Linked DNA regions of Mus musculus: regions 2, 3 and 4 are each linked to region 1. A link is a loop called in an ENCODE intact Hi-C map of the cell type or tissue named here. Cell type or tissue: heart. All regions are shown on one strand. Region 1 has its middle 22 kb from the start of Gm32462. Region 2 overlaps Dixdc1 (DIX domain containing 1). Region 3 holds the start of Sdhd (succinate dehydrogenase complex, subunit D, integral membrane protein). Region 4 overlaps Sdhd (succinate dehydrogenase complex, subunit D, integral membrane protein).

Region 1 (8,000 bases):
CCAAAGCTTCTTGGAAGTGCTTCCCCCAGCTTCTCGAATCGAAGGCTTCTCAGTTTCCAGGTCCCTGGTTCAATGCCACTTCCTCCCAGAGGTGACTGTAGCACTCCACGGCTTTGTTAATTCTTGAAACTGTCAGACTTTAATTTTCAGAAAGCCTGTGCAAAGTAGGATCTTATTGTCTAAAGCGAATTTCCTTCGAGTAAATGAATGCATGCCTTATATGTTCTCTGCCAGATGATGTTGTAGTTTGGGTTCCTGTTTTACAAGGCACATACCTTTGTTTATTATTCTACTTGGATATGAAACACTAAACTTTTGTGAGTTATACCTCTCTTTAAAATGTGGATAATTTGTAAAAGCCTGTTGCTAGCCAGAACAACACTGAATGGACTCAGTAGCTTATGAACACATGCACACACACACACACACACACACACACAAATGTATATTAGTATTGTTAAACATATAGATGTGTGTGTGAGTGTATGTTTGATGTATGTATAAAAATGCCAATGAAAAAGTCATGAATTTGTGAGGGAGTAGGGTGGACACAGGAAGAGCTGGAGAGAAAGGGGCAGGAGATGATGTAAAAACAGTACTCATGTATGAAATTGTAAAAAAAAAATTAAATCACCTGACTTCTTTTTCTTTTTCTTTGTGGCATATATTTTGGAATAAGCATTTTCTTTCCCACACAAATCATATTTCTAACCTTTATTTCTATAGTCAGTGTTGTTCTGAGTTAATTTTTTTCTCTAATGATGTTTTAGAAAGCCATTTCTTTCTTTAAATCTCTGTAGACAGGGTCTTGTGTAGCCCAGGATGAAGTTGAGGTCTTCTGACCCAGGACTATAGGTGCACACTGTAGAGCCTGGTTTATATGGCGCTGGAAATGGAACCTGGGGCCTTGTGCATCAGTCCAGCGCTTTATAGCTGAGCTGAACCCCGGTCTCCTCTCCCCATTTTCTTTTAAAATTTAGAAATTTCACTTGAACTTATCAGAGATTTATTTTTGTGTTTGGTAATTATAGCCGAGAAGACTCTGATATTTTCTTCTATGGGTAACCATTTCGAGCAACAGCATTTACTTAAGAGGCCATTCTGTCATTTTCTGATTCCTAATGCCAGTGATAGGACCTGGGGTGGGCTGTTTACACAGAACAGGAAAGTCTTCTCTGGTGACGGGGTATGTGACCCAAGGGAACTCTTGCGGTGATTTGGAGGCTATTTCTTTCCAGGCAGAGGAAAGCCAATGGCGTACACCCTAAGATGGAGACTCAGTGCTGGCTGGAGGAGCAGCCCGGAAGTCAGTGCTGGTTGGAGGAGCAGCCCGGAAGTCAGAGCTTTAGAGCTGGGCCTCAGTGGGCTAGACCAGAGGAGTGGGAATGCTTATCTCAGCCGAACCAGGATGGAACCGGAGAGCATAGTGTATTAGTTACTTTTGTCTTGCTGTGACCATATACCTCAGCACAATGATGTAAAAGAGGAATGATTTATTTAACTCACGGTTTCAGTCTACCGCGGCGGGAAGGACCTGGGAGATTGTCACATTATAGCAGACAGGGTTCAGAGTAGAAAAGCAACCGGAAGGGGCCAAGGTGACACCAAGCCCCTTATGACATGTCCTCAGTGACTGACTTCTTCCAACTACTTCCTGACTTCCAGTTTCAATGGTTCCTAAATTCATTCGAATTTTCAATTCAACAGTGGGTTAAACCATTTATTAGGCCAGAGCCTTCTAATTTAGTTATCTGGATTCACCCTTATGGTTATACTACAGCCACTCTCAATCCAACCAAGTAGACAATCAAGTACCTTTGAATTTTACTACTACTACTACTACTACTACTATTATTATTATTATTATTATTTTGTGTATGGTTGTTTCATTGGCCTGTGTGGCTGTGACCATGTGCCTGGTGCTTGCAGAGGACACAAGAGGGCATTGGATCCTCTGTTATTGGAGTCACAGACAGTTGTGAGCCACCATGTGAGTTGGAAGTTGAACCCAGGTCCTAAGGAAGTGTTATGGTTTGTATATGCTTGGCACTATTAGAATGTGTGGCTCTGTTGGAGTAGGTGTGTCACTGTGGGTGTGGGCTTCAAGATCCTCATCCTAGCTGCCTGGAAGCCAGTATTCTGCCAGCAGCCTTCAGATGAAGATGTAGAACTCTTGGCTCTGCCTGTTCCATGCCTGCCTGGATGCTGCATGTTCCTGCCTTGATGATAATGGACTGAATCTCTGAACCTATAAGCCAGATCCAATTAAATGTTGTCCTTTATAAGACTTGCCTTTGGTCATGGTGTCTGTTCACAAGAGTAAAACCCTAACTAAGACAGCTGTTAATTTTAACAGCTGAGCCATCTCGTGAGTCCCTAAAATCAGAATTTAACTATTATGAATAGACCCAGACTTTGTTCTAACGTGAGAACAGTGTTTGAGGCCTTAGAGAAGAGAGCTGTGGCCAGAATTATGTTTCTAAGTGACCACGTTGGCTTCTGTGTGGACCCCAGACTATAAGAGGCTGGTATCACACAGATGTCAGAGATGGTGGTGGCAGAGATCAGAGGGGCAGTTGAGGTGGGAAGGACTTGTCCAACATGGAGTGCATTTTGAAGGGCTAGGCAAGAAAATCTGCTAGTGGATTGGAAGTGGGCAGAAAGACATTCAATCTTCCTTCCAGCTTCTTTTGGAACTTCTACGGGATGGTTAAGAGACTCTTAATCCACCTGCCCCTTTTAGATTTTCTTTTCTTCTCTTTTGAGGCTTGGGGGTCACCATGTAGTCCAGATAAAGCAGGATGGCCTGTGCCTCACAAGTGCTGGGACCATAGATGTGCACAATCTTGCTCAATTCCATCGTTTACACTTTTAACTCCTTGACTCTGTGGTTGGATTCTGGGAGATTCTGTGGTGACTATTCTATGTATTCATTTATTTTATTATTAAAGCTATGTATATATGTAAAGTAGGCATTCCTGAGTTTGGACTCCCTCAGAAGGCAGAAGAGGGCATCACATCCCCTGGAGCTGGAGCTCTAGATGGTTGTGAGCAGAGAGATGTCAGAGCTGGGATCTGAATTCAGGTCCTCCGAGGAACAGCTTTGACCTTTGACCTTTGACCACTGAGCATCTTTCTAGCCCTACCTTAAAAATATCAGCTACTACTCCAGTTATGACCAGTGTAGAGGTTTTTGGGTTTTTTTGTTTTTGTTTTTTTTTTGTTTTTTTTTTTGACAGGATCTTTCTACTTGGTTATCCTGGAACTCATGTTGTAGACCAGGCTGGCCTTGAACTCACAGAGATCCTCCTGCCTCTGTTTCCTGAGTGCTAGGATTAAAGGTATTTATCACCAGGCCCGGGCACTTTAGAGATTTTAAAAACTATTTTGTTTTTAAATGTAATGACAATTTTTTTTTTTTTTTTTTTTTGGTTTTTTCGAGACAGGGTTTCTCTGTGTATCTCTGGCTGTTCTGGAACTCATTTTGTAGACCAGGCTGGCCTCGAACTCAGAAATCCGCCTGCCTCTGCCTCCCAAGTGCTGGGATTAAAGGCGCGTGCCACCACTGCCCGGCTAAATGTAATGACATTTTTTTCTTTTCCAAAATTAATTTTTAAAAAAATCTGCGTGTTCTATTATTGGGTACTAAGCCAGAAGGGTCAACTTGCTTCAGTTGGATTCTTTTTAGATGAACCTCTCAGAAAAGTAGTTTGCTCCTGTAGGAAGCCACAGAAGTTGGTGCAATGCTGCAGCAGACAATCCTGGTTGACAATCAGGGCTGTCCCCTGCCCTGTGCCCTCAACACCCATCATGTCCAGAGAGCAAACCTGCCATGCTGCACCATGCAGCTGCAAACAAGAAGCTGGTTCCTCGGTATCTATGGCTTGGAGGAAATGTTTGCACTACCTCCTACTGAGAACGCTGGACCCAGTTTTGCCCTCTCCTGCAGATGCTGCACCCCACCTCCAGTTATTCCAGGAAGAGAATGATGTTTGCCCAGTCAACAGCTTCAAAGGCTCTCAGTTAGGGCCATGCTTCTTTGGCTATGCCCCCCAATAGAAATGAGCCACCAGGATTGGTTCCGTGTGTTTCTGGTCCTCTGAGTGGGTGGGCTCAGCCAACGGATGCTGCTCCAGCAGTCAGCTGTGCCAGCTGCGAATAGGTAGTTCACCTTCATATGACTCCGTATGACTGGGTCCATTTCATTTATGACTCAAACATCCTCAACACACTGCAGGCTGCTTCCTTGAACTCATTTCTTCGGTTTATCTGCTGCTGCTGCTGGCTGTTATACTTAACAGGAGGATTCTGTCATGGGAGGGAACCCAAAGCAGTTAACATGGCTGGCTGGCTGGTGCTTATTCTAGGAATAAGACAGCCTCTTTGGACTACCGTGTGCACCAGGCATGCGTGTGGTGCACACATATGCATGTGGGCAAAATATCCACACACATAAAATAAATGAGTTAAAAAAAAAAGAAAAAAGAAAAAAACAAAACAACAAAAACCCTACAGCAACTGCTTCTTTTGGAGCACCTGTGCCCCCTGGTGGCAGATAGTAGTACGGCCTATGAAGACCCAGGCAAGAATGGGCTCCAGATCACTTCTCAGAGCTAAAACAAAAACAAAAACAAAAACAAACAAAAAACTCCCTCAAAATCCAGCCAAAGCCCACTTATGTCCTGTATTGGTTACTTTTACTAGTTACTTTTGCTTAATTACGATGAAGTAGCCGACAGAGGAAGGATTTGTTTTGCCTCGGGGCTTCAGAAGGTCAAGAGAGTGGGGCGCTGCAGGTGGCAGAGCCGACCTGCTTGTGCCACAGGCAACCAGGAAGCAGAGGAAGGGGAATGCCCTCGCGGCCTGCGCCAGCTCCTTTCCTTCTTCCTTCTCTCCAGGCCTTCGACTCCTGCGCACCACCCGCATTTAAGGTGAAACTCCCCCTCAGTTAACTGCTCTCCGGAACCGGCACACCCACCCAGAGGTGTGGGTCTGTGATAGCTTGGTTGTAATGCAGCCAAGTTGACAACCATGATTTCCCATCACAGGCCCCATCTATTTCACACCCAAATGATGGCCTGCGTCAGCCCGATCAACTCTCGTTCCAACGATTCCTGTATTGAGCAACCAAGTTCCTCCTTGCAACTCTTGGCTATCGGTCTACCTCTGCTTAGAGAAGCAGCTGTAGGCACCCATGACCTTTCCCTGTGTCCTCTCAGTGGTTTGCAGGCTGACTTCTCTCAGATTTCTTTTTCTTTTCTTTAGAATACACTTTTATTTATGTGTGTGTGTGTGTGTGTGTGGTATGTTTATGTATGTTATGTTTGTGCGTGTGGTATGTGTGTGTGTGTGTGCACTGTTTGTGCTATGTATGATGTGTGTATGTATGGTATGTATGATGTGTAAATATGGTGTGTGTGTGTTTGGCAGGCAATGGCAGGTCAAAGGACAAATTTCAGGGGTCTCTTTTCTCCTTCTACCTTGCTGAGTCAGGGTAATTCTTATTCCTGTTACTCTGGTGGCCCATCTCTTACTGAAACTCATAGCTGGCCCACGACTTTCCAGGTATTCTGCTGTCTCCACTTTCAGTCTTACTTCAGGAGAGATGGGATTACAGATGTGAGACACCACATCTGGCTATGGAATCGAGGTTGAGACTCAGGTCATCAGGCCTTTTACCCACTGAGCCATCTCTGGATTTCTCCTTAATCTCCCCTAATCCCCCATACAGTGTTCACTCCTGTGGCCTGCTTCTGTGAACTGTGGTTATCATGTGAACCTTGTGAAACATCACCTTGCCTTGAAGGAGCCTACTTGGTTCCAGAAAGGATGCTGCTGCCTTGTGGCTCTCAAAGAGATGGAAGAGAAGCAACCCCTCCCAGCCCCTCCTTGTCTCAGCCTCAGACCCTTGCTGGGAGGCCTGACTTGCCAGGTCCTCACAAACCCACTCTAAGAATTTGCTCCCATTACACAGGGGAAGAAATCTTCAAGATACTGTGAGGATAACCAGGAGCCTGGGTCTGAAGGACATTAGAGCTCCAAACCACTGCATTTTATATACTGTGTTGAATTCACTTAAAAAAATTCATCAAGTTGGGTCTGGAGAGACGGCTCAGTACTTAAGAACACGTACTGCACTTGCAGAGGAGAGGGCTTGAGTCCAGTTCCTGAAACCCCTAACTCCTGTTCCAGGGGATCTGTTGCCTTCTTCTGGATTTTCTAGGCACCTGCACTCACCCACTATGCATACATAATTTAAAAAGTAAAAATAAAAAGTAAAAATTACCAAGCTGAAGGATCATCTTTCCCCAAGTTCTCTCTCTCTTTTTTTTTTCTTTCAGAATTTCCTGATTTGAGCAGCTGCCGAGGGAGCCGTGCTAGATTACACTCGTTTGAGGAGCAGATTTGTACCCTGTAGGATGCAAGCCCTCACTGTTTGCTTCCTTGGATGCTACCATTTGTCCCTAACACCTATTACCAGGCCATGTATGCAGATGCTGCTCCGTAGCCTTGTTGGAGAAATAGTGAACAATTTGATGCGGAGAAATGGGAACAATCTGACAAGTGCTGATCTAAGCTTATTTAAATACACATGGTAACAGTTTTACACATCCGGGTCCCCAGGCAACCAAGAGGACATTGAAGCTGATACATTTTGACAAGTGTTATAATAGTAAATATGTATAAGGCATTTGTCTTAGTCAGGGTTTCTATTCCTGGACAAACATGACCAAGAAGCAAGTTGGGGAGGAAAGGGTTTATTCAGCTTACATTTCCACGTTGTTGTTCATCACCAAGGAAGTCAGGACTGTAACTCAAGCAGGAAGCAGGAGCTGATGCAGAGGCCATGGAGGGATGTTACTTACTGGCTTGCTTCCCCTGGCTTGCTCAGCCTGCTCTCTTATAGAACCCAGGACTCTCAGCCCAGGGATGGCATCACCCACAAGGGGCCCTTTTCTCTTGATTACTAATTGAGAAAATGCCTTACAGCTGGATCTCATGGAGGCATTTCCCCAACTAAAGCTCCTTTCTCTGTGATAACTCCAGCCTGTGTCAAGTTGACACAAAGCCAGCCAGTACAACATTATAATAAATGGGAAGCATGGGACCCAGTGAGTTAGAGAATGGTGTGGTGAGGGGAAAAGTTTGAAGTATTCTATATGTCCCCCCTGGCCAGATGTGTTAGAAAAAGCCTAGTCCCTTTGAGCATGATAGCTTCCCTTCTGCTGGCTGAAGCACAGTGAGCAGTGTGGAGAGCTGAGCCTGGGCTGGCCTTCAGCCCTTGCACCCAAGCCTTCCCAAGTGCCTCTGGGCACTGAACCAGTTGCCCAGTGCTTGTGACCACCATGAGTGTAGCTTGTTCTTCAGTGAGGATTTCACTGTGTGGAGACGATTTGCAAAGGAAAACGTAAAAGGAAGAGGAAACCCAAGGTATTCTCCAGGGAGGAAATATTCCTTGGAATATGCTGACCATGGCTTGGTGGTTAATCCTAAACAGTGTTGGAGACTGTTGTATGTGGTAGACAGAATAATGACCTCATGCGATGGCCTCTTTCTAATCCCTGGAACCTGTGAAGGTGTTGGATGCTAGTGGGTCTATCAGAATATCTGAAATCAGAGTATCTGAAAAGATACTGGGGGAGTCCTGACACAACCACCAGTGTCCTAAAATGGGAAAGAGGAAGAGGCAGAAGGGCAACAGCCATGTCATGTTAGAGACCCTTGACTTGTTCAGGTGTCTCTGTCTTTAAGGACCAAAGAGGATGCTGGCCTACTTTGGAGGCTGAGAAAGGAGGATACTTCGAGTCCAAGAGTTTGAGGCCAGTCTGAGAAACACAGTGAGGTAGTGAGAGCTCTGCTTAAAGAGGGTGGGGGAGGGGGGAGAAAAGGGAGGAGAAAGAAAGAAGGCTAGAGCCAAGGGAAGTGAAAAGGGGAAGGAAATGGGGTTTTCCCTACAGTCACCAGAAAACACAGGTCGAATGACACTTTGGATCCAGCAA
Region 2 (8,000 bases), 210 kb before region 1:
AGGGATCCAGCGCCCTCTTCTGGCTTCTGAAGGCACCCACACTTACATGCACACACCCCACACAAATATAGACAGAAGACACATAATTAAGAATAAAATAGGTCCTTAAAAAAAACCCCACTGTATGGCCAGGTCCTGCATTTAATCACTAGCTCAAAAAAAAAAAAGAAAAAAAAAGAAAAGAAAAGAAAAGAAAACCCCACAGTGACACACCACTTCATTTCTTCTAGATGGTTCCAAGAAAATGGAAAGTTAACAAGTGTTGACAAAAGACACGGAGAGCCTGGAACTCTTCTGCATTGTTATGAGGTTATATAGTGGGCAAAACAATCATCAAGGGATAAACACAGAATGACCACAGGAAGTAATAGGTATATCCCCCCCAAAGAACTAACACGGGTATCTGCCAACTGATAGGCACATGTGATAGATGCAAACAGTGGAGTATTATTCAGCCTCAGAAAGGAATAAAGAATAAAGAAAGTACTGATACACATTTGAAAGCGAATGAAGTCTGAAAACACATTATGCTAAGTACAAGATTCCAGACCCAAAGGCTAGTTCACTTGGCAAAGGGCCTGCCCCACAAGTGTGAGGAGAGGTAGCAGGCCTTAGAACCAACGGCCCAGCCTCAGCTAGGTTGCTGTTGCCACTCCTGTGCTGGCAGAAGACACAGTACACCATAGCCAAAGATGTCCTCTCTGTCTGTATGTCTCTGTCTATGTCTCTCTCATTCTCTCTCTCCCCCTGTCTCTGAGACAGTCGTACTTGTTCCTGCCCTAGCCTCTTGAGTACTGGGATTATCTATTGCCTTAACACTTGATATCTGACACTCACAAAAAAATTATGAGGGCCAGCTGGACGCATGATGGCACACACCTTTAGTCCCAGAAGGCAGGAGACAGAGACAGAGACAGACAAATCTCTTAAGTTCAGGGCCAGCCTGGACTACAGAGCAAGTTCCAGGACAGCCAGTGCTACACAGTGAGGCCTTGCTCTGAAAAAAACAAACAAAACAAAAACAAATTATTAGGCCTACATGGTAGGAAAGAACTAACTTCTTGCAAGGCAAAAGACACCGTCAATAAGACAAAAAGGCCACCAACAGATTGGGAAAGGATCTTTACCTATCCTAAATCAGATAGGGGACTATATCCAATATATATAAAGAACTCAAGAAGGTGGACTCCAGAAAATCAAATAACTCCATTAAAAAATGGGGCTCAGAGCTAAACAAATAATTCTCACCTGAGGAATACTGAATGACTGAGAAGCACCTGAAAAAATGTTCAGCATCCTTAATCATCAGGGAAATGCAAATCAAAACAACCCTGAGAGTCCACCTCAAAAAAAAAAAAGAACTAATTTCTTCAAGTTGATCCATGACCTCAACATGTTTGTGCATACTAGTCCCATCCCACCCCTATGCAAAAAAAAAAAAAAAAAAAAAAAGCCACTGCCAAGAACCAGATCAGTCAACAGAGTGAAACCCAAGTGAGACCAGGAATTATAAATAAATAACAGGTTAATGTATTCATTGTTATGATAAAAATGTGCTGATGAGGGATTTTAGTAATGAGACAAATTATAAGGAATAAAATAAAAGGGTTAAAAATAAAAGCACAGATAAATCTGAAGACGGTTTCCAGCATAGGCCTCAGTAGACTCAACATAGCCACTGAAGGAATCCACAAACTTAAAAATGTGGTGATTGAAATGCAAAATTTAAACACGAGGAGAGGAATAATACGGGACAGGAAAGCAGGGCCAGAGCAGAGTGGATCAAAGGACATCGGGTTAAGATGGGAGCAGTTGGAATCACCAAGAGGGAGCAATAGCGTAGAAACTGTTTCTGAATAGCTAAACCTGTCCCACGCACACACTTGTAATGCCACTATGGAAGCTGAGGCAGGAGGATGATGAGGTTGAAGCCAGCCTCGGATTCATGGCTAGTTTGTGACCAGCATAATAGTAATTATGAGAAACCTAGTGTCTTAGTCAGGGTTTCTATTCCTGCACAAACATCATGACCAAGAAGCAAGTTGGGGAGGAAAGGGTTTATTCAGCTTACACTTCCATACAGCTGTTCATCACCAAGGAAGTCAGTACTGGAACTCAGGCAGGTCAGGAAGCAGAAGCTGATGCAGTGGCCATGGAGGGATGTTCCTTACTGGCTTGCTTCCCCTGGCTTGCTCATCCTGCTCTCTTATAGAACCAAGACTACCAGCCCAGGGATGGTCCTACCCACAAGGGGCTTTTCCCCCTTGATCACTAATTGAGAAAATGCCTTACAACTGGATCTCATGGAGGTACTTCCTCAACTGAAGCTCCTTTCTCTGTGATAACCCCAGCCTGTGTCAAGTTGACACACAAAACCAGCCAGTACTCCTAGTTTGGTGAGAAAACAAAAAAATTGGCCTAACAATGTGGCTCACTTGGTAGAAAGCTTGCCTCTTGTGCACAGGGCCATGGATTTGATCCCTGGCATTGCATAAACTAGTTGTGGTCCTGCACACCTGTATCTCAGAGGTAGAGGCAGCAGGGTCAGAAGTTCAAGGCCATCCTTGGCTACACAGCAAGTTGGAGGCCAGCCTGGGCTTCCTGAGTCCCTGTCTACAAGAGAGAAAGAAAATAGACACATAACATTTGGTCACATCTTTTGCTTCTTAATGTGTATAGGTGTTTTTGCCTATATATATGTCTGTACCACATGTATGCCTATTGTCCATAGAGATTAGAAGAGGGCATTGGATTCCCTGGAACTGGAGTTACAGGCACCTATTAGCTGCCACATGGGTGCTGGGTACCAAACCTGGGTCCTTTGCAAGAGCAGTAAGTGCTCTTACCCATTGACCCATCCCTGCAGATACTGATCAAAGAAAGCCCCCCTACTGCCAGCCACACCCACTAGGGGCAGCTGGTATACAGTGGAGATCCAGCCACACCCACCATGAGTAGCTAGAACATAGTGGAAATCCAACAGACTTTGGAAGGGCAGTGTCCGTAGAGCTCAGAGGGCCTCTGGGTTTAGCAGATCAGGTTTCTAAATGAGTTATAAAGCCCAAACTTAGGAATTAGATCCTTGTGTCTCACCCTCCTTTGGGACTGGAACATGCTAGGAATCTAGAAGTTTAAAGAAGGTTCTAGAAGGATTATAGGACATGGCTGGTCCCTTCACGGGGGCAGTCCCTCTGAGTACTTACTCCCCATGACACTGAAGAACGGAGTCTAACGTTCCTAAAATGGGAATGACATCAAGCTAGCTAGCTTTCTTTTCTTTTCTTTTCTTTTCTTTTCTTTTCTTTTCTTCTCTTTTCTTTCTTTCTTTCTTTCTTTCTTTCTTTCTTTCTTTCTTTCTTTCTTTCTTTCAAAAGGCCTCACTATGTAGCTCTGGCTGGCCTAGAACTTGCTGTATATGAGGCCTGGTGCAAGACTCACTTTTATTCTTTTTTTTTTCATTTTTTATTGGGTATGTAGCTCATTTACATTTCCAATGCTATAACAAAAGTCCCCCATACCCACCCACCCCCACTCCCCTACCCACCCATTCCCCCTTTTTGGCCCTGGCGTTCCCCTGTACTGGGGCATATAAAGTTTGCAAGTCCAATGGGCCTCTCTTTCAAGTGATGGCCTATTAGGCCATCTTTTGATACATATGTAGCTAGAGACAAGAGCTCCGGGTTACTGGTTAGTTCATAATGTTGTTCCACCTATAGGGTTGCAGATCCCTTTAGCTCCTTGTGTACTTTCTCTACCTCCTCCATTGGGGGCCCTGTGCTCCATTCAATAGCTGACTGTGAGCATCCACTTCTGTGTTTGCTAGGCCCTGGCATAGTCTCACAAGAGACAGCTATATCAGGGTCCTTTCAGCAAATCTTTAGTTCTCTAGTTCCGTTTTGTTGTTTGAGACAAGGTCTCACTATGTAGCCCTGGCTGGCTTGGGGTCTACCTCTTCCTGCCTCCCAAGTGCTGGGATTAAAGGTGTGCACCACCGTGTCCAACTCACCGTGTCCAACTCTATCTTTTAAGATTTCCTTGTTTTCTTTTTAATGCATGTGTATACACCATACGTACAGTGCCTCTAGAGGCCAGAAGAGGGCACCAGAAGCCCTGGAACAGGACAGTGTGGGTAATGGGAACTCAGGTCTCTTGCCAGAGACGATTCACCTCTCTAGTCTCTCCTGATGCTTTATTGGATATTAAGGCATTTATAAATTCAAAAGCTCATATATTTTCATATACACAGAGAAGCTTAATAGCAAAAGAGCATTTTTCAAAGTAATAATACAAACAACAAAGTACAAGATTCCTTTCCTATGAAGGTATTTTGGGTTTGGCATACATATTTTTCCTGGAAGTTCCCCTCCCTCCTCTTCCTCCTCCTCTTCCTCCTTCCTCCTCTCTCTTCCTCCTTCTCTGACAGCTGTTGACTCTAAGTTGTGGTTTAGAAGGTGAGGTTGACAATGCACAGGTGCCGGGAAGCATGGTGAGATTGTACATGCGTTTGCTGTTTGGTCTGACTGTTCTCCACATATCCATTACCAGTACAGCTCCTGTTTGGTGACTGGATGGGTGTTACCGGAACCATCTGTATCACCCAGTAGAGTGCTTGAGGGTCTGGCAGGCTGGCTCAGTGGGTAAAGGCACTTACTGCCAGGCCTGACTGTCTGAGTTTAGCCCTTGATCCAGCAGGGTGGAAGGAGAGAACTGACCCCTCAGATCTGTCCTTTGTTCTCCACGCAGGCCCACACTAAAGTAAATGTAGGCTAGGTGTGGTGAGTGGCCTACAGTTTTAATCCCAGCACTCAGGAGACAGAGTTAGGCAGATAGATCTCTGTGAGTTCAAGATCTGTTGGGTTCTCATGAGTTCTAAGCCAGACGGGTCTGCATAGTGAGACTGTGTCTCAAAACAACAACAGCAACAACAGCAACCCCAAGCACAGCACAGGACCACACCTTTGTAGGCCCTTGGGATAGTACTTGGGAACTTTGATAGTACATTTTCCCTGGGTTTTTTTCCCCCCATTATTCTTTCTTTTTATAAATCATGCAAATAATCTTCAAAATCTGAATGTAGGCAGTTTGCAGGTCCTACTGGGTGTCTACTCAGTCGCCTGAAATCCAGCCAGGCAACATTCTCTGACCTCTTGACCTTTAGTAACAGTGCTGTCAGAGCAGGTGGCGTTCCTCTGACAGAAATCCCTGGATTGAATGAGAAATGGGGCCCACGATGATGCTCATGCCCGAGGCACCTCTTGCCCTCGTGACGATCATGAGCCATGCTCTGGGAACATGGTGCTTTGGCAAGGCTGATGGAGGAGCTGTGACCTCGGGCAGCTTCAGCCTCCTGAGACATTTTGAGTAAAGGAAGGGAGGAATTTGGATGGGATGGAACGCTCTAACTCTGTCTCTGCTTGCAGCGTTGCCTCACTCCCAGAGTTCCCCAGCCGTCAGCAGCACCTGCACTAAGGTGCTCTATTTCACCGACCGCTCGCTCACGCCCTTCATGGTCAATATTCCAAAGAGGTGAGACGTCCATGCCATTCCTTCACTGTAAAAGACAAACCGAACAGAAGCAGAGTCCTCAGTAACAGCCTGATGAGCAGCTGAAGGTGTTTGAAAGCCAGCTTGTATGGAAACCAGAGCCCAGGACTTAGAGATTCTGCCTCCTGCTTACCAGGGTTTTGTTTGTTTGTTTGGGTTTTTGTTGGTTTTTTGTTTGTTTGTATTTTGGTTTTGGTGGTGTTGTTGGAGACAAAGTATTACTATGTAGCCTTGGCTGGTTTTGAACTCTTTATGTAGACCAGGCTGGCCTCCCTCCAGCTAATAACTCCCTCCTGCCTTGCATCCTGAGTGCTGAGGTTAAAGTCATCCACCACCACACCCAGCAACCAGTGACATTATAGTGGACAAGCAGGAGGTATTGCTAGGCACAGGAATAAGCACTGTATGTTGTTTTGAGTTGTTTGTTTTGTTTTAGTGTTTTGAGACAGGGTCTCACTGTGTAGCTCTGGGTGGCCTGTGCTCACAGAGATCCACCTGCCCCTGCCTCCCAAGTGTTGAGATTAAGGCATGCACCACCATACCCAGGCCCACAGGAAAAATAATTGTGCTTCTTGTTCTGATAGCTATACAAGTTTGGAAAAACTTGTTCTTTTAAGTATTCAAAATAGCCCCTTCTGGTAGCCATGACCTCTAGCCTGAGCTCCTGGGCCCCACTCGTGGGTGTTTACTACTCAAGGGTGACGGCAAGTCATACCTGTAAGGATTTGTGTGGAGAATGTCCCAGAAGTTCATCTCAGTACAGAATAAAGATGCTGCGTGGGGCCAGGGATGGAGCTCACTGACAGCGTGCTTGCCTCGTATTGCTTAAGGCTCTGGTTTATAAATAAAATAAACCCTGGCCAACTACCAAGGGAGCTTCCTAGGGTTTCTCCTCTCTTAGAGTCTGCTTATTTGGACTAGATAAAAGTGAGGGTTTTTATTTTTGTTTTGTATTGTTTTCTTTGGGGGAGGGGTGTTGTTTTCCATGACAGGGTTTCTCTGTGTAGTCCTGGCTGTCCTGAAACTTATTCTGTAGTCCAGGATGCTTTTGAACTCAGAGATCTGCTCACTGCTGCCTCCATAGTGCTGGGGTTAGAGGCATGCGCCACCACAGGGCGTTTCTGTATTTTCCAAACACAGAGGAATGCTGAGAGGCACTTACATGTAGTCTGTCAGCTGGGGCCCTGAAACATGATGGTGAATTTGAAGTCTTCCTACGCTGTGTAGCAAAGCCAACGCAAGCTTGGCCTACAGAGTGAGACCCTGTCAAAACAAAACAAAACAAACAAACAAACAAACTGATGGATTTAATTTTATCAGCCTAAGAAAACTAGGCCACTATGTCAGGAGAAAAACTGAGAAAACTTAGTAATATTAGTAGTTATTTAATTTTATTTTGAATACTTTATTTTCTAGGTTAAAAACAGCAAAAGCAATGAATTTGAGTTCTTGGATCACCTGATGTGTAATGCCATGCTCATTCCTAGTGTTGACTGGTTGCCCAACTTTTATTTTATCTTGGTTATCAAGGGCCGTGACCTAGTATCAAAGCCATGCTATTTCTGCCTGTTGACTTTTGTTGGGACCTGGATTTTAAACTAACACACTACCTTCCCAGCCTATCAATTGACAAACTATTTTGGTACACTCTCCTCTATTACAGGTTGGGGGAGGTGACACTGAAGGATTTTAAAGCAGCTATTGATCGGGAAGGGAATCACCGATACCACTTCAAAGCACTGGATCCCGAGTTTGGCACAGTCAAAGAAGAGGTACAGAATCCAGGAGCAAGCTGGGAGTGTTACTGGTCACTCCTGAATTAGCTCCCAGAAATACCTGAGTTCCCACCCTAGTCAGTGTTCCATTGCTGTGAAGAGACACCGTGACTGAGGCAACTCTTAGAAAAGAAAGCAGGTTCCGTCCATTATCATCATGTGGGAAGCATGACATGGTGTTGGCTGACATTGTGCAGGAGAAGGAGCTGAGAGTTCTACTGAGTGGTAGAACTGGAGTTCTGCTGTTCTGGCAGGAGACAGACAGACAGACAGACAGACAGACAGACAGACAGACACTGGGCTTGGCTTGGGCCTTTGAAACCTCAAAGCCCATCCCCAAAGGCAAACTTTCCCCAACAAGACCACCTTTGCTAATCTCTCCCAAGTAGTGCCAAGTAGACCCCCTGATGTCTAAGCATTCCAACATAAGAGTTTATGGGGAACACTTCTTATTAAAATCACCATTCTACTCCCTGACCCCCATAGGTTTGTAACCATGTCATAATGCAAAAATGCATTCAGTCCAACTTCAAAAGTCCACAGTCTGTCACGGACTCAACACTTTAAAAGTAAAGTCCAAAGTTCAATATCTTTTTGGAGATTCAAGGTGCTCTCTTAACTATAACCCCCTGTAAAATCAGAATCAAGAAGCAGTTCACATGTATAACAGACAATGGCGCA
Region 3 (8,000 bases), 140 kb before region 1:
CAAATATTGGGATTATAGATATATACCAGTATGCTTAGCCCAAGTTCGGGTTTTAAAGATGAGGAAATAAAACCTTTGTAGTAGATGAGTCACACAGTAACTATCAGAGCTCTCATTTGCTGGGTATGTATGTATGTATGTATGTATGTATGTAGACGGTGTCTTTTTGTAGTCCTGGGGGTGTAGAACTTGTTATGTTGAGGAAGCTGTCCTTAACTTAGGAGGTTTTCTTGCTTTTGCTTTTTTTTGTTTGTTTGTTTGTTTGTTTTGTTTTTTGTTTTCAAGACAGGGTTTCTCTATATAGCCCTGGCTGTCCTGGAACTCACTTTTGTAGACCAGGCTGGCCTCTGCCTCCCAACTGCTGGGACTAAAGGCGTGTGCCACCACACTCGGCTTGCTTCTGCTTTCTAAGTGCTGGGATTATAGTTGTGTACCACCATACCCAACTCAAAGTCTGACTTACAGTTCAGATGTTAATAATTTACCCAGAGTGCAGAATATGAAATAGAAATGTACTTTTTCTTTCCTCCGTAAAAGTTTTGCCTTTTCTTTTTATTAGTAGTGATCAGCAAGACATTACCAATGGAAAAAAACCATCTCCCCAGGTAAAATCATCTGCCCGTGAATCTCGAAAACATAAGAAGTCAAAGAAATCCCATAAGAAGAAGCAGAAAAAACGGTCACACAAAAAACAGAAGAAAAACAAAAAGGAAGTTACGGACATAACAGCAGATTCCTCAAGTGAGTTCTCAGAGGAAACTCGAGCTTCTAGTACTAGGAAAAGGAAGCAACCACACAAGAGCAAGAAAAAGTCCAGGAAAAAGTCTCCTAAAATCACTTTCCCTTTAGGGGGAGAAAGTGGTACTTCTCAGTCAGAGGATTCTGCATCTAGCAGTTCTGAGGACATCGAGGAAAGAGATACTAAGAAAACCAAACGGAAAAAGAAAGAGAAGAGTGTCCATGTCCCCATGCCTGACCCTGAGGTACAGGAGAGGACAAGCAAGCGCAGGAACTGGAAGGTGGCTACCGACGCCAGGTCTGCTGAGAGCTCGGAGGATGACTAAGTGGGAGAGCAGCAGTCCTGCTTCCCACTGACTCGTTAGGGGGGTTGCCAGTGACTCCTGCAGCACAGGCAGGCGTCTGAGGTCAGAGTTGTCCTGCCCCAGATACCTTTTTTCCTATTTTGGCTTGTTAATCTCCATCCTCTTTTGTTAATAGGGAATCTGGTATTTTATTAAGGTTTCTTGAAAAAATTATTTTTTTCAATTAATCACTTAGGGTAGAATACCTATACAGCAAATTAAAGAACCCAGAAAGCTGAACTCAGTAATGACCTGGGCACACCAATTGCAATGTTGGATTTGATGGAATCAAGAGTCCAGGATGGAGGAGGAAGACTGAAGTAGTGCTAAATAGAATGGTTTGACAAGGAGACCGTGCTATTCATACAGGAGGCATGCTGCCTTCAGCTTTGGTGCTTTGGTTCTTCTGCAGTTGGGCCCTATAGGCATCCAGTTTACTGAGCGAGGAAATAGTTAAAAGAACAAACCTTTTCCCTTCATGGTAATCTCTACAGATGACTGCTAAGGAACCTAGGGTTTTCAGCCTAATCTCCCTGCTGGCCAGGGTCTACAGCTACATTTAGCATAACCCAAACATAACAGTAACTGGATAGTAAATGTTTTTCTAGTTCCATTGCTGTATACTGCCTAAATGGGCTTGTATTTGAAATTGTTTGGTTGTCCTATCTATCAAATGGAAAGAATTAGGAAGTAGTTATGTTGCCATGATGCTTTCAAAGAGATTCAGGGCATCAGCCATCTAAATGTCTGTTTTTTAAAAAAATTTTATTATTATTATTATTATTATTATTATTTTTGCTGAGTTGGGGATTGAACCGAAGGCCTTGCATATACTAGGCAAGTGCTCTACCATTGAGCCATACCCCCAGTCCTGTTGTTTTCCTTGTTCATTTCTAATTCTATTAATGGATTTTAGATTTTCCCTGAAACCAGTTGAATCAATTCCAAAATGAAACACACTTCTCAGGGACATACCCACTTCCCAGTCTGACTTTGTGTTTTGATTATCAAGAACATATTATTTCCCCCTGCTATATACTGTGATCCTGATATTAAAAGAAACCAAAATACCACTGGAAAGTGGCTGGTAGAACAGTTGGCTTTTCATTAAGAGGAAAGATAAAGTGACATTTATCAGGGTTTTTGTTTTTGAGGTTGTCACTTTGGTACTGAGCGAATGCATGAAAACTCAAGACTGTGGGCCATGGTTCTGCCACTAATTGATTGAGTTCTAGAGCAGGTTAACCTCCCTGGCCTTACTCTTTGCATGTGTAATACAAAGATACTTCATGGTTAGCATGACATACACCAGCAATAGAATATGATAATGCTGACATCCCATGAAGTGGCATTTTATAGTAATAACTAAATTTGTGCTCTTTATGGAACATATTTCTAATAAAATGCTTGTTCTTAAAATATATGGTTGGCCAGATGTGCCCTATCCCTTGATTATGAGCAGGTGCCGCCTTTTGGGGTACTGAAACACTAATGATTTTAGTACTCAAATGCCAATATTCCATGAGCCTTTTGGGGTACTGAAACACTAATGATTTTAGTACTCAAATGCCAATATTCCATGATATATTCTTTTCCTTGGGTCTAGTGGAGGGAGAGTCTAGTTACTACCTCATAACCTTCTAGAAGCAAGTGATATCTTTGTTGGAAGTAGTTTTGGGCATGCATTCTTAATGCAGTTTTGTGCTACAAATGTACTGATTCTAAGCACAGACTCGGGAAGATTGTCCTGCAGAATAAGGCACTTCCAAGTTTGAGTTTTGACCTTACCTTCCTCCCATACAACAGACATATCTTTTCTCCAGGGAAAGCACATTTTGCCTGATTTAACACCCCTGCCCCACCACCCCGCACTGTTCTATCTTTTCTTGGTCACATAAGCAATAAAATTGTTTCTGTTCTAATCCATGCCTTAGGCTAAGGCTTTGATGGTTCCTCTAATCCCCTTAACAGTGGTTTAGGACTACTTTTGAAAACCTGTCTCTCCCATTTCCACGATCAGCTCTGGAACATGTATTAGTGTTCCTGAGAGATGATTATGTTGAATCCTAAATTGGGATTTAGAAGAACAAGAATTGGAGACTTCACATTTATTAACTGGTGTGATACAAGTTGGAATTACTGAATTCCCATAAATAAAATTTCACTTTTGAACATTTGCTCTGTTACTTTTTAACACCAACAGACTTTGTAACTGCCTGACGCTAACCTGACAGGTTGGCAGGTCTTTCACCACTGGCCATTCAATCTGCTTGGTAACAAGTCTTTTGGTCTTCTGTCATTCTAAGGTATGGCCTACTGCCCTCCTTTCTGTACGATCTGGGCAAACCGACCGGTGATGGCAAGAGTAGTGTCAATGAAGCGATCCACACAGCTAGAGAGGCAGTTTTCAGTGCGGGAGTCTAGCCGACTTCCTGGCTTCTCCACACACTTATCCCAACATAGTTCCATGAAGTGATGCACCTAAGGGCAGAGAAAAACCTTTTTTAGTCATTAGGGTATGAGATATCTTAGTTCATCATTCTGTGATATTTAATAGCATATTGTAGGATCACTTCAGGACTACTCTTTCTTTACTTTGTCACCAGTAACAGCCCCAGATCAGTAAATTCTCATTAGAACTCATTCTTTTGCAGAGAGATGATGGGGCAGGTCTTTAATCCCAGCACTTGGGAGTCAGAGGCAGGTGGATCTCAGAGTTAAGGCCAGCCTGGTCTACAGAGGGAGTTGCAAGACAGCCAGGCTAACAGAGAAACCCTGTCTTCAAACCAACGATTCATACTTTCACAATTCTCAAAGCAACTAGCAGTACTATTAAATCAGAGGAAGTCAGGACATTAACCTGTCGGTTCTTGATAGCTATCAGTACTTCCAAGGTTATCTTGATTGAACGGTTAAAACCCTAGTAGGAAATACGCTGTCCCACACCAAATGAGTCAACACTGATAGCTGCAGGGCTCATCTTTCTCTAATAATGATCACCATTTACAAATACATCATCACATTATCCAATGCAGAGGCAGCGGGCAACAACGAACCCAGATCTCATGGTGAGGACGGGTGTCTTGTCTCCAGGCACCTGTGCTCCAAGGTCGGAACCCAGAGATTCCGAGTGCCATTCCCGACCAGCGACCAGCTAATAACCGCATGCTCCTGTGGCCCAAACCTTTCCGCTGTTTTCGAACCCTTTCCTCCCACGCAGCGCTTGCCTCCCGGGCACTGAGCACTGTAGATCACTGGGGCGGGAGGCGCAGCCCGGATCGAGTGGGGCCGCTGTGCCGCAGTGTCCAGAGCTCCGTGAGTGCCCGGGATCTGCGCCTCACCCTCCTTCCCCTGTTCCTTCCTCATCCTCGTACCTGCGCAGTGAATTGCGCCTTCTGCTGTTCGGCGGCCACCAGGCGTTGTAACTCCGCTTCGTCCGCTTCACCAAGCTCGGCCATTGTCGGAGTCAGGCGCTTCGCTGGGGTGCGCACGCGCGGTGGCAGCGCACCGTCTCCTGCCTTCCGGTTCACGCTTCAGGTTGCCTCACCGTTCTTTTACGCGGGGCGGGACTTACTACATAACTGTTTCCGGGTTGTAGAGTGACCTTGAGCCCTCGAAAGCGACATGGCGGTTCTCTTAAAGCTGGGCGTTCTCTGCAGTGGCCAAGGAGCTCGAGGTGAGGTGTCTTGGCCATCAAAGGTTCTTGCTGCAGGCTGAAGCAGGGGAGAGGAAGGAGTTAGAGCTCGCCCGCTGGGTGGTGGGACGTCTTGAGAGGAGGGAACTTGCTCTTGTGCCCTCGAGGCACCACCTATGCGGACGCAACGTTGACCGCTATAGCCTAAAGGCCCAAGTGTTTACGTGCTGGCTGGTGTCCCCAGCTCGTACTTTCCGCTTCTGCACTGTGGTTGTGACCCCGGGCTAATATGAAAACAAACTCCTATTTGAGTGTGGATGGAAGGAGTCCGTTTGATAATTTGTTCTGAGTGGCTTGCTGTGTAGTGCTGTCTTCCTCGATCTAGCCATGTAGACAAGACTAACCTAGAGCTTGCCGGGAGCCCCGTGACTGCTCCCGAGGGCTGCCATAAAAACCGTGCACCCTCACTCAGGGCTTCGATAATCATTTTAACCAGGCATTTTACCTATACCAGGCGCCTAAGAGGCTAGTATATAAACACGAATTAAACAGTTTCAACCCTCGAAGAACTTCTTGTGTGGGGGCTACAGGCAAAGTAAAGCAAAACCTGTTGTGTTATGTAGACATTATTGAGTGCAGAGAACGTTTGGGGTACTTGCTTTGAAAGGACTAACCTGCCTTGGCTCTGCAGGGAATTACATCCTATAGTAACCGAGAGCAGCAAAAACCAAAGTGAGGGGCTATAAAGATGCACAGGGTGCGATAAAATGGAACAAATACAGTAATATCTGTGAAAGTCAAAGTGTAATCTAGAAAGGCAAAATGGAACTAAGCCACAGGACTTACTTTATTCTCTTTTGAAAATACAGTCTCTCTGTTGCCCAGGTTGGGAGTAAGATCGAAAGGTTTGATAGGTTTACAATCTTGGTTTATTTTTGCTGTTACTGTTGTTGCTTAGGCTGCCCTGGAACTTGTCCTGTCTCAGCCTCCAGAGTAGCTGGGGTGCACCACCTGCCCTCACAATCTTTCCCTTTTGAGCCCAGCATCTCATGCTTGCTGAGCGTGTGCCCTGTTGCCAGACTATACAAGCCTCAGCCTCAGCCTAGACTTAGGTTAGTAACAGTGTAGTAGATGGATGACCTTGGTGGAGATAGAGGAGGTTCCGACCCAAGTCATGGAGATGAGATAGATGAGATAAGCACGCTGCGGCAGCCAGGCAGGTGAAGTCCTGAGCTTGGAAGGGAAAGGGAGAAGAAGGCAGTCTCAGGAAGTGTTAAGGAGCTGTGTCAGTAGGATTTGGTGATTTATAGAGGGAACTACCTGGCTGGCTATTGGTTATTACTTGAATTAGCTGCGTGGAGTTATTCGATCATGACTAGTTGGAACAGACATGAGGTGTATGAAAAACAGTTCCACAGCTGAACAGTTGGGAAGTGGCAGATGGCTTAGGCCACACTTAACAGAAGCAAGACTAGAACGAGCTCAGGCCTGCTTTCACAGGCTGGTGATTCTAGTGCTTGGTGCTGGAAATGGGAGGGTCAAAAGGTTCAAGGTCATGGGGCAAGGGACAAAGAGCAAGGCAACTCTCTGAGTTAGAAGCTAGCCTGGTCTGCATAGAGAGTTCCAGGCCAGCCAGAGCAAACAGTGAAACCCTATAACCACCTTCCACCCCTCCAACTCTACCATGCATGCCTTCAAAATAAATAAATAAATAAATAAAGACAGGAGAGAAAATATTAAATTATCTATTTGTGTATGTATGCAGTTAGCATTCTGGGAGCTCATTAAACCTTTGTTTACTTTGTCTAGTTTTTAGCAGTGTTAGGAAGTAAATGCAGTTGTTGACTGTGTTGGCTAGTTTTTGCCTACTTGATGCAACTTAGTCAGTTGGAAAGAGGGAACTTAACTGAAGAATCGCTTCCAGTGGATTAGCCCTTGGCCATGTCTGTGAGTGAGTTTCTTGACTGATGTGGAAGGGCCCAGGCCCCTGTGGGTAGCACTATCTATTGTAGACAGTTGTGCCCGGGCTGAATAATAAGGCTAGTGAGCGTGAGCCATGGAGCAGGCCAGTAAGCACCGCTCCCCTGTGGTTTCCACTTCAGTTTCTACTTGATTGCTTGCCCTGGTTTCCCTCAACGCTGGACAGTGAGCTAGAATCGGAAGCTGAAGTAAACACTTTGTTCCCCTAAGTTGATTTTGGTCATGGTATTTACATAGTAACAGAAAGCAAACTAGAACACTTTTCTACAGCTATTTAAATTAGCTGCTTATCATCCCATGGCTAATCTCTGATGTGGCTGGGTGAACATCAGTCTGTCTTCACCAAGAGGCAAGATCCAAAGGGAAACAGGAAGGAAGGCTCCAAGGGTGCAGATGAAATTTGGTCTTGAAAAGAAAGAGGACACTAGGTTAATTTTCTGAACTAAATTGTGTATCTTGAGGGCAAAGACTTTTTTGTCCTTATGTTTCTTGCTGTGTTGCCAAGCACAGACTTCATGCAGTTAGAATGCGATAACTCGGCGAGTAAACGTAAGAACCGCCAGGTTTTAAGTAGAGAAAGTGAGGCCTTTTAGTTATGTAGCTTCTATGTAGGAGTCTGCAGATTTTCCTTGCTTATTTTTGAGACAGGGTCTCATGTGACCCCATGCTGATCTCAGACCCCATAGGTAGGTGAGGCTGACCTTGAGTTTCTGCTCCTGCCTCTCCAGTGCCTGCGTGTATGTGGTCAGTGTTGGAAATAAACCCCATGAATGCTTGGCAAGCAACTGAGCTACGTCCCCAGTACAGATTTTTTTTTTTTTTTTTAAATAAAGTTTGGGATGGAAAGATGGCTCTTAGGTTAAGAGCACTTATTGCTTTTCCAGAGAACCTGGGTTCTCTTCCCAGAACACACATAGTGGCTATAACTATAACTCCAGGTCTAGGGCAGATATAACTCTAGTTATAAAGAAGGATGTTGCAGATACCAGGCATGCACATGGTACGCAGATATTACATGTCGGTAAGACACTCGTGCATATTAAAATACATCCTTTAAAGTAAAAATGTATTCATTGTCATGCCTGCTCATGGTCCCGTTAGGAAGCACTTACGAGCCCTGTCTTTCTTCCCTCAGCTCTCCTACTCCGAAGCCGGGTGGTCAGACCCGCTTATGTGTCAGCATTTCTCCAGGACCAGCCTACCCAAGGACGGTGTGGTACCCAGCACATTCACCTGTCACCAAGCCACCACTGTATGTCCTCTCTGCCTCAGCTTTGTCAGGAGTTCTATTTATTATTCTAAGC
Region 4 (8,000 bases), 130 kb before region 1:
CGAGTGACACTCTGTAAAACATTTGCTGTAGTTAAAAATGAAAAGAAGATTTTTACAGATAGAGGCACATTTAGTTTCCTGGAAATGTAAATTCACAGGATGAGATCTCTTTATTACATTATTAGCAACTCAATTTTTTGTTTGTTTGCTTGCTTTTTGAGACAAGGTTTCTCTGTGTAGCCCTGGCCATCCTGGAACTCACTGTAGACCAGGCTGGTCTCAAACTTCCCTCTGCCTCCCTAGTGTTGGGATTAAAGGCTTGAACTACCACTGCTGGGCTATTAGCAACTCTATTGCATTTTGGTTTCCATTTTTTAACTGTGAGTTGCTTGGGCTGTTATGTCAAAGCATAGAAATAATTCCACCTGTGGAGTGGCTGTACAAGATCCCTGTGAGAGCAAACAGTTGTTGGAGTATTCATAGGTAGAGACTTTGTATTTTGGGGTGTTTTGTATTCTTTTGGGTGAGTGGGGTACTTAACTTGTCTGCATGGCCTCTAACTGCCCTTGTGTTTGACTTTTCATTAGGGGCCTTGGACAAGTGGTTACCGACTACGTTCATGGGGACACCCTGCCGAAGGCTGCCAGGGCAGGCCTCTTGGCACTCTCAGCTTTGACCTTTGCTGGGCTTTGCTACTTCAATTACCACGATGTCGGCATCTGCAGAGCGGTTGCCATGCTGTGGAAGCTCTGACCTGGGTGCAGCACTTTGATTGTGTGCCTCCTTGCCTCTGCTTTACCAATGCCGTTCACCTCGCAGTGAGGGGGGATGAAGGATAAGCCCATTGGTGGGCAGAATGTCTTCTAATTACATGGTTATTTTCAGAATTTATTTGTTGAGGAAGAGGTTTGAGGAGTTAGGTTCGACCATTCGTGAGTCTGTGTTCCATACTCCACTGAGTGTGGGCACTAGCTCACAGCCTCGCGGTGAGACTGAACATTTCATGAGCTCATGTTGCCTTTGACCACCATTTCTTAAGGAGAGCCAGCTGATTGCTGTCAGGATAAGAGCATCTCTTCAGCCAGGAGGGAGGCCTGTTCCCTCCTGAGTTAGACTTTGCATGAAGCTCGAAAGTATTCCCTTTGGAACCTCCCATTCTTGTTCAGGTGACACCAGCTCTGTTGATGGCTCTGCTTCTAGGGAACATTTAATCAGGAGATGCTCTCAATGACTAATTTGTCTAAGTCTTAGGAAGGAGGTTGAGGAAAGCTGGATTTAGACAAGTTCAATTTAGGGAGTTCTCCTTGTTTGTGGATTAAAATATGACAGATTGCAAACAGACTACTCTTCAAATGTATCTCAATTGTGCAGAAGTGAGCTGTCCAAAAGTATAAGACTAAGTGATAAACTGTCTTCCCACCGTGGGAGTTGTTAATGAGAAAGAAAGTGTACTCTGAAAAAACAAAATTTTTAAATAAAATATTATATAATGAAAATACATTGTACTTTTTTTTTATGTGCTAGTATTCTCTAATATTTGGGTTTTGGTTGGTGCTTACATGTTTGAAATAGACTCTTACAAGCTCATACTGATCTGAAATTCTCTGTAGGTAGACCAGGATGGCCTCAAACTTTGCAATCTTTCTGTTTCTGCCCCTCAAGTGCTGGAGTTACAGTTGTGAAACCACAAAACTCACTTGTTTTGTTCTAGTTTCAAATGGTGCCTTAGTTTGTTGCCCAGGCTAGCATCAAAATCCTGGGCTCAAGCCATCTGACTAGCCTGAGTAGTGGCCTGCCAGGCAGGCTGTAGTTTTATTCATTAAAACAGTGTTATGCCGGGCAGTGGTGGCGCATGCCTGTGATCCCAGCACTTGGGAGGCAAAGGCAGGCGGATTTCTGAGTTTGAGGCCATCCTGGGCTACAGAGTGAGTTCCAGGACAGCCAGGGCTACTTAGAGAAACACTGTCTCGAAAAAACAAAAAACAAACAAAACCCCAACAACAACAAAAAACCAGGGTTATGCCAGGTATGGTGGTAGATGCCTGTGATCCCACTCTCTGCGAGTCTGGGGGATGATTGCTGGGAGTTTGAGGCCAACGTAGACCACAGTAAGTTCCAAGCCAGCTACAGAGTGAGACCCTTACTTAACAAACCCAAAAAACAATAATTAAAAGTAAGTACATCCACAATTGGGAATTAGAACTGAGTTTAGCTTTGTGTGACTTAGCAAATGAGTAGTTCACATAGAATGCCACGGGACGAAAGGGCTCATGATGGGCAGAAACGGGCAGCTTAAGCATGAAGGTGGAGTGGTAGGGGTTAGAACTGTGCTATCATTCGGGTGAGTGCCAAGCTTTCTCAGTCTGTGTTCTGGGTGCGCTGACTGTGAGCCTTGATGAACCACACTGTACATTTCACTCCCGGAGGATGGCCTGGGCGGCAAGGCCGGGAAGGGTTTCCATGAAAGGGCAACCATTTGTATCAGTATGTCAGGCGGCATGATCAGAGCTCACGGGCTTGGAAAAGGGGCCGGAGAGATGGCTCAGTGGGTAAAGACACCTGCTGCCAAGCCTGACAGGGATTCACGTGGTGGGAAGGTGACTCCCATTGTTCCCTGATCTCTACAGCTGTGCTGTGACACACATGAACCACACGCCACTAAAAGGAAAAGCTGATATAATAAAAAAGATACAGGAGGACGAGAGGGCTCGGCAGGTGAGGTTATTTAACTGCTGAGCATGACAGCCTGAATTTGAGCCTCGGGACCCACAGGGTGGAGGTGAAATGACCCACTGTTTACCCTACAAACTGCATAAGCACATGCAATGCAAACAATACATAATAAGTAACTAATTACAGACTACCAAGGCAGAGTTCAGGTGCTGTGGTGAAAGCCTGCCAGCTCCCTGTATGGGTTTTGTGTTGTTGTTTTTTTAAGTGCTGGCTTTCTGTGGCCAGATTCAAAGTGAGCCAGCGTTGGCCTTAAGAGTCAGTGTATAGGCTACACAGTTGGTAACCAATTGGAAGGTTAAACATGACCCAAAGGCAGGAGCTTCAAAGTGACCACAGGGCTAACAGCAAACTGGCGACAGCGAGTGTAAAGTGCAGAGCTCCAAGAAGTGCGGGCTGCAGTGCTTTAGAGACTCCTTCCCCACCACAGAGCTAAAGCGTGAGATGGATTAAATGGTGACAGTGCCATAGGCACTCCAGAGTTCCAGCCACAGAGTGACTGGCCCTCAACTGACTACACAGTGAGCCAAAAAAAGAATTCTTAAGCACTTACTTTTTGTTTGTTTGTTTGTTTGAGACAGGGTTTCTCTGTGTAGCCCTGGCTGTCCTGGAACTCACTCTGTAGACCAGGCTGGCCTCGAACTCAGAAATCCACCTGCCTCTGCCTCCTGAGTGCTGGGATTAAAGGCGTGCGCCACTTATCTTGTATGTGCTCAGATGCAGGGAGGAACACACTCCTGTGAAGGTCGGAAGGCACCCTGCAGGAGTCAGCTCTTTTCACCGTGTGAGTTTTGGGGACCCAACTCAGGTCAACAGGCTCAGAATCAAGCACCTCACCCGCTGAGCCATCTCCCTGTCCCGAAGCCAGATCTTTTTTTTTTTTCTTTAAGCTTTTAAAATTGAAAATAGATTCTTCTCTCATAGACTACATCCTAACCGCAGTTTCCCCTCCCTCCCCTTCTCCTAGCTCTCCTCTAGATCCAGTCCCCCTCCATTTTCTCCCTCCAAGGGAGGCTAGCCAGACGGACAAAACACGCTACAATAAGACAAAGCAAAAATCCTAGTGGAGGCTGGGACAAGGCATTCCAATAGAAGGAAAAGAGTCTCAAGAACAGGCAAAAGTGTCAGAGATACACCCGTTCCTACTGTTAAGAGGCTCACAAAAACACCAACCTAATAGCCATAATGTGTACACAGAGGATCTGATGCAGTTATTTCTTCTATGTGTGTATGCATGCACGTGTGTGCGTGCAGAAGTGTACACACACACACACACACACACACACACACACACACACACACACACACACACACACACACACACACTAAATGCAGTGCCCATGGAGACCAGAAGAGGGCACCAGATTATCTCTGGAACTGGGGCTGCAGAAGGTTGAGTCTGGAACCAACCTGGGTCCTCTGGTACAGGAGCAAGTGCTCTTAACCACTGGGCCATCCAGCCTCCCAAGTAGTATTAGGATGGATTTTCTCCTTGGTTGGCCTGAAAGGATGGGATATTGCTTTCATGCCAGAGGCACATTGTCACTCTGGGCTGCGGAGAAGGTAATAATTACAAGGAATAAAGGCCGAGGGCACCAATTCTCTTTTTGGTGTGTTCTTCAGAGTAGATACAGTCTAAGTATAGCTTGTACTTTTACTCTACTAAGTGTGGCTTTTCTACCTCCGCTTCTATTTCCTCGGACCTCTCTCTCTCTCTCTCTCTCCCTCTCTCTCTCTCTGTCTCTTTCTCTCTCCCTTTCTCTCTCTCACTCTCATGTCCTCGAGCTCCGTTCTGCTTTAAAATAGTTTTATCTATGAGAGAAGGAACTTGAGAGAGGTATCACTGTGAGCACCAGTCAGGATGCTAAAGAGGACATGCACAGAGGAGCCTGAGTCTTGGATGACGTCACTGCACTGCCACGCCATTGCCACACCTATCTGCATCTGCGGATGCCAGTCAGCGCTTCCGCTTCCGTGCAGTCTTGTGTAATAGAGCTGCTCTTCCAGAGTAGGTGATTGTAGGAGGTTCCCCAGTGGGTCTCACCATCCGTGGACCTGGTCCTTTTGTTTACACCTCTAGCTTGAATCTATTTTCTGTCATAAGTAATAGTGTGATCAATGGCCTTGGATCTGTGTCTTTGTCTAGTGGTGAACATGGTTTTTCTTCTTTGTGTTCAACCTCTGTATTTGTGGAACTCATTCAGATTTATCTTGTTGCTGTGTATCTGTGTTTAGGGGTTAGGAGGAATATGTTTGTGCCCATGTAGAGACCAGAGGAGGATGCTGGGTCTTTTTCTTGGCTGCTCTCCACCTTATTTTTTGAGGCAGGGTTTCTCACTGAATTTGACTTAGCATTTTGGCTAGGCTAGCTGCCCAGTGAGCTCATAGGATCGCTCCTGTCAGTGCAGTGGCTACTGGTATGCACTGCCCTCTCTAGCAGTTATATGGAGGCTGGGGATTTGAACTTGGGTCCTCTTACTGTACCAGTGAGTGGTCTTATCCACTGAGTCACATTTTTAGCCCCTAATTTTGCTTTTTGAAATTTCTGTTTTGAAACTGGTCTTGCTACACAGTCCAGGCTGGCTCTGAGCTCAGCTGTGTGGCCCAGCGTGACATCAGACTCCCTTCGGCCCACTCACCTCAGTCTCTTGCATGCAACTCCACCCTTTATTTTATGTTTTTTTTCTGTTTGTTAGAGTTCATGTCTTCAGATGTTGTGAATAAGGGACAGGATAGATTGGAGGGATGGCTCAGTGGTTAAGCGCACTTGCTGCTCTTGTGGACACTCTGGATTCAATCCCAAGCACACACATGACAGCTTATAACCCTCTATATCTCCAGTTCCAGGGGGAAACCAGACACTCTTTTGGTCTTTTTGGGGTGCTACACACACATGGTACACAGACATACTTGCTGACAAAACATCCATACGTATAACATGTTAAAAAACATTTCCAGCTCCTTTTCTGGTTTGACTGTTCTTCTAAAGAGATGGGTGTGAGCTGGGCAGTGTTGGCACACATCTTTAGTCCCAGCATTCAGGAAGCAGAGGCTGGCGGATCTCTGAGTTCATTGCCAACCTTGTCTACAGAGTGAGTTCCAGGACTGCCAGGACTACACAGAAAAACCCTGTCTTGCAAAAACCAAACAAACAGAAGAGAGGGAGAGATGGGTGTGACTGATGGTTTGCTACTTGAGCTTCGACTCACCTCTGTTGGTAGCCCTTGGTGCCGAGTCCCTCTCCCTCAGACTGACTGTCACTCCCACATAGAGTCTGCGCTGCTCTTTGCCCTCCGGGCTCTTACTGTAGAGTTTTGTGCGATTCACTTAAACTTTGTTTTTCCCCAGTCACTTAGGAGCTCAAAGAATTCAATAGGTCTGTGTTTAGGTCCTTTTGTTTCATCTAATAAATTTATTCAATAAAACTCTTGTGGCATTGCCATTGGTGGATAGCAATGCACCCGTGGATAGCCCTGTTCTAAGCCCATTGGAGGAGCCCCAGGTAAAACCAGTGTATCACAGAGCAAAAACAAAAGGGAGGAGACACAAAAGTGAGGTGGGAATGTGCTTTCTTCACTGTGCTGTGCACACATGCACACACACAGACACACACACGCATGTGCGCGCACACACACACACCATGAACACACACATGCATGCACACAACGTGCACAAACACTCACTTGAACACCCAAGCTCCCCTCCCCCCCACATACACACACCACGAATGCACATACACGCATGCTTGCACCACACTTGGGAGCCTCAGCAGGATGTGGCGACACATGCCTCAATCCTAGCAGTTGGGAGACAGACACAAGAAGAGTGAGTTTGAGACCAGCCTGAACTACATAGTGAGACCCTGTGTCAACAAAACCAAAACAAAAACATGAAGCAGAGGAGGAGGAAGCTTTTCTCTGGCTGTCACAGAATTTTAGCATCATTCAAAGTGAAAATGGGTTCTCATGGCATTAAGTGTTATACTGTGTTCCAGGAAATAAACATCTCAAATAGAGAAGTGAGTCAGAGCCCGAGAAGCTTATGAAAAAATGTTAGTCACAGGGAGAGCAGAGCTACCTAATGTGAACACAGCTTTCTTTTCAGGCCATTTCTGCTGACATTGGGGATCCCCACGCCTGTTGCTTAATTTGGCAGCTGCAGGCAATGAGCAGAGGACTCAGCAATTGTAGGGGCCAGGAGCTGCACCGTTCTGCTGGGAACTTTCCTCTTTGTGCTGAAAACCAATATGAATTACCGGGAGTGTTGTAATGGCTACTATAAGGGAAAAATTATAAAAGGACCCAGAAACACGGAAAAATTGCGGGGGATGGGGGGGTGAATTTAATTCTAATTTGGAGGAGACTTGGAATGAATTAGTTCTGTGCTCTTAAACAAAGGGACAGAGAGTTGTGACAGCGTTCTCTATAGTAGCAGAACTTACAAATGAATCCTCCCCTCTATATATGTATGGGATTTATTGAATGAATTACAGGCTGTGGTCTAATTAATCAAACTATGAACAGGAAGTCCAAGAATTCAGAAGTTTCTTAGTCCACAAGGCTGGATGTCTCTGCTGGTCTTCAGCACTCTGGAATCCCTTAGAAGTAGGCTCTAATGCCAGTGAAGGAATGGATTTGCTAGTAAGGCAAGGACGAACAGGCAAAGAGCGAAAGTGTCTTTCCATACCCTTCTATTGGCTTCCAGCAGAAGGTATGGCCCAGATTAAAGGTGGATCTTCCCACTGCAAGATCTGATTTAAAGACACCTATCTTCCTGCCCCAAGATCTGGATCAAAATTGTGTTTTCCTACCTCAAAGGTCTGGACTAGAAGTGGGTGTTCACCCACTCAAATCAAGCAATAAATCTCTCACAGGTGTACCCTCCATTTCTGAATTGTAGTTCATTTCCAGATGTAGCTAAGTTGACAACAAAGAATGACCACTACACCGTCCATTTCTAAAGTTTAATTTATGCTGGGTGGACATGGTTGTACATGTCTGTGCCTGCAGGCTGAGGCAGGAGGATCTCCTGGCCTAGGTAATGAGTTCCAAGTCAGCCTGGGTTTTTAATGAGATGTTGGTTGTCTCAAAAAAAAAAAAAAAAAAAAAAAAGAAAGAAAGAAAGAAAGAAACCAACCAAACAAGAAAACAAAATGAAAATCAGAAGTTGGGGTTGTGGCTCAGTAGGTAAAATATTTGTCTTGCAAGTGTGAGACTGGAGTTTGGATCTGCAGAACCATGCAGCTACCTGTAATTCCAGCTTTAGAAGGATGTCTGGGAACTTCAGAACAGGTTGGTTAATAAGATGAGCCATACTGGCAAGCTCTGGGT

Evidence for each region. Hi-C counts contacts between places; a loop is a spot of excess contacts. Peaks named below come from ENCODE experiments on the same cell type or tissue, not always from the same donor. Only the 100,000 strongest peaks of a DNase experiment are listed, where the experiment ranks them.
Region 2: it touches region 1 in a loop (4-fold over the local background); 8 of 42 quality-filtered maps call a loop at or near these places.
Region 3: it touches region 1 in a loop (2.8-fold over the local background); 11 of 42 quality-filtered maps call a loop at or near these places.
Region 4: it touches region 1 in a loop (4-fold over the local background); 11 of 42 quality-filtered maps call a loop at or near these places.

What each region holds. Positions count from the first base shown.
Region 1 is chr9:50,459,672-50,467,671 of GRCm38, reverse strand. No RefSeq gene overlaps it. Among named protein-coding and RNA genes, the nearest start is that of Gm32462, 22 kb to the left of the region's middle. In heart, a CTCF peak has its summit at 4,551 (motif pointing left); no DNase peak of the experiment used is centred here; H3K4me3 peaks cover 473 bases; H3K27ac peaks cover 634 bases.
Region 2 is chr9:50,666,976-50,674,975 of GRCm38, reverse strand. Dixdc1 (DIX domain containing 1) reads left to right here. Exons shown (of 20, transcript NM_001374656.1): 18 at 5,421-5,526; 19 at 7,208-7,316. Among named protein-coding and RNA genes, the nearest start is that of Dlat, 11 kb to the right of the region's middle. In heart, CTCF peaks have their summits at 11 (motif pointing left) and 4,095 (motif pointing right); no DNase peak of the experiment used is centred here.
Region 3 is chr9:50,600,496-50,608,495 of GRCm38, reverse strand. It overlaps Sdhd (succinate dehydrogenase complex, subunit D, integral membrane protein), which reads left to right and starts at 4,647. Exons shown (of 4, transcript NM_025848.3): 1 at 4,647-4,758; 2 at 7,832-7,948. The coding sequence starts at 4,707. Timm8b (translocase of inner mitochondrial membrane 8B) reads right to left here and starts at 4,595. Exons shown (of 2, transcript NM_013897.2): 1 at 4,457-4,595; 2 at 3,176-3,563. The coding sequence starts at 4,540. The coding sequence ends at 3,396. It overlaps Nkapd1 (NKAP domain containing 1), which reads left to right. Exons shown (of 6, transcript NM_212449.2): 6 at 560-3,256. The coding sequence ends at 1,064. In heart, a CTCF peak has its summit at 4,484 (motif pointing left); a DNase peak (open chromatin) is centred at 4,685; H3K4me3 peaks cover 3,930 bases; H3K27ac peaks cover 2,471 bases.
Region 4 is chr9:50,589,778-50,597,777 of GRCm38, reverse strand. Sdhd (succinate dehydrogenase complex, subunit D, integral membrane protein) reads left to right here. Exons shown (of 4, transcript NM_025848.3): 4 at 528-1,438. The coding sequence ends at 693. Among named protein-coding and RNA genes, the nearest start is that of Sdhd, 10 kb to the left of the region's middle. In heart, a CTCF peak has its summit at 4,049 (motif pointing right); a DNase peak (open chromatin) is centred at 607.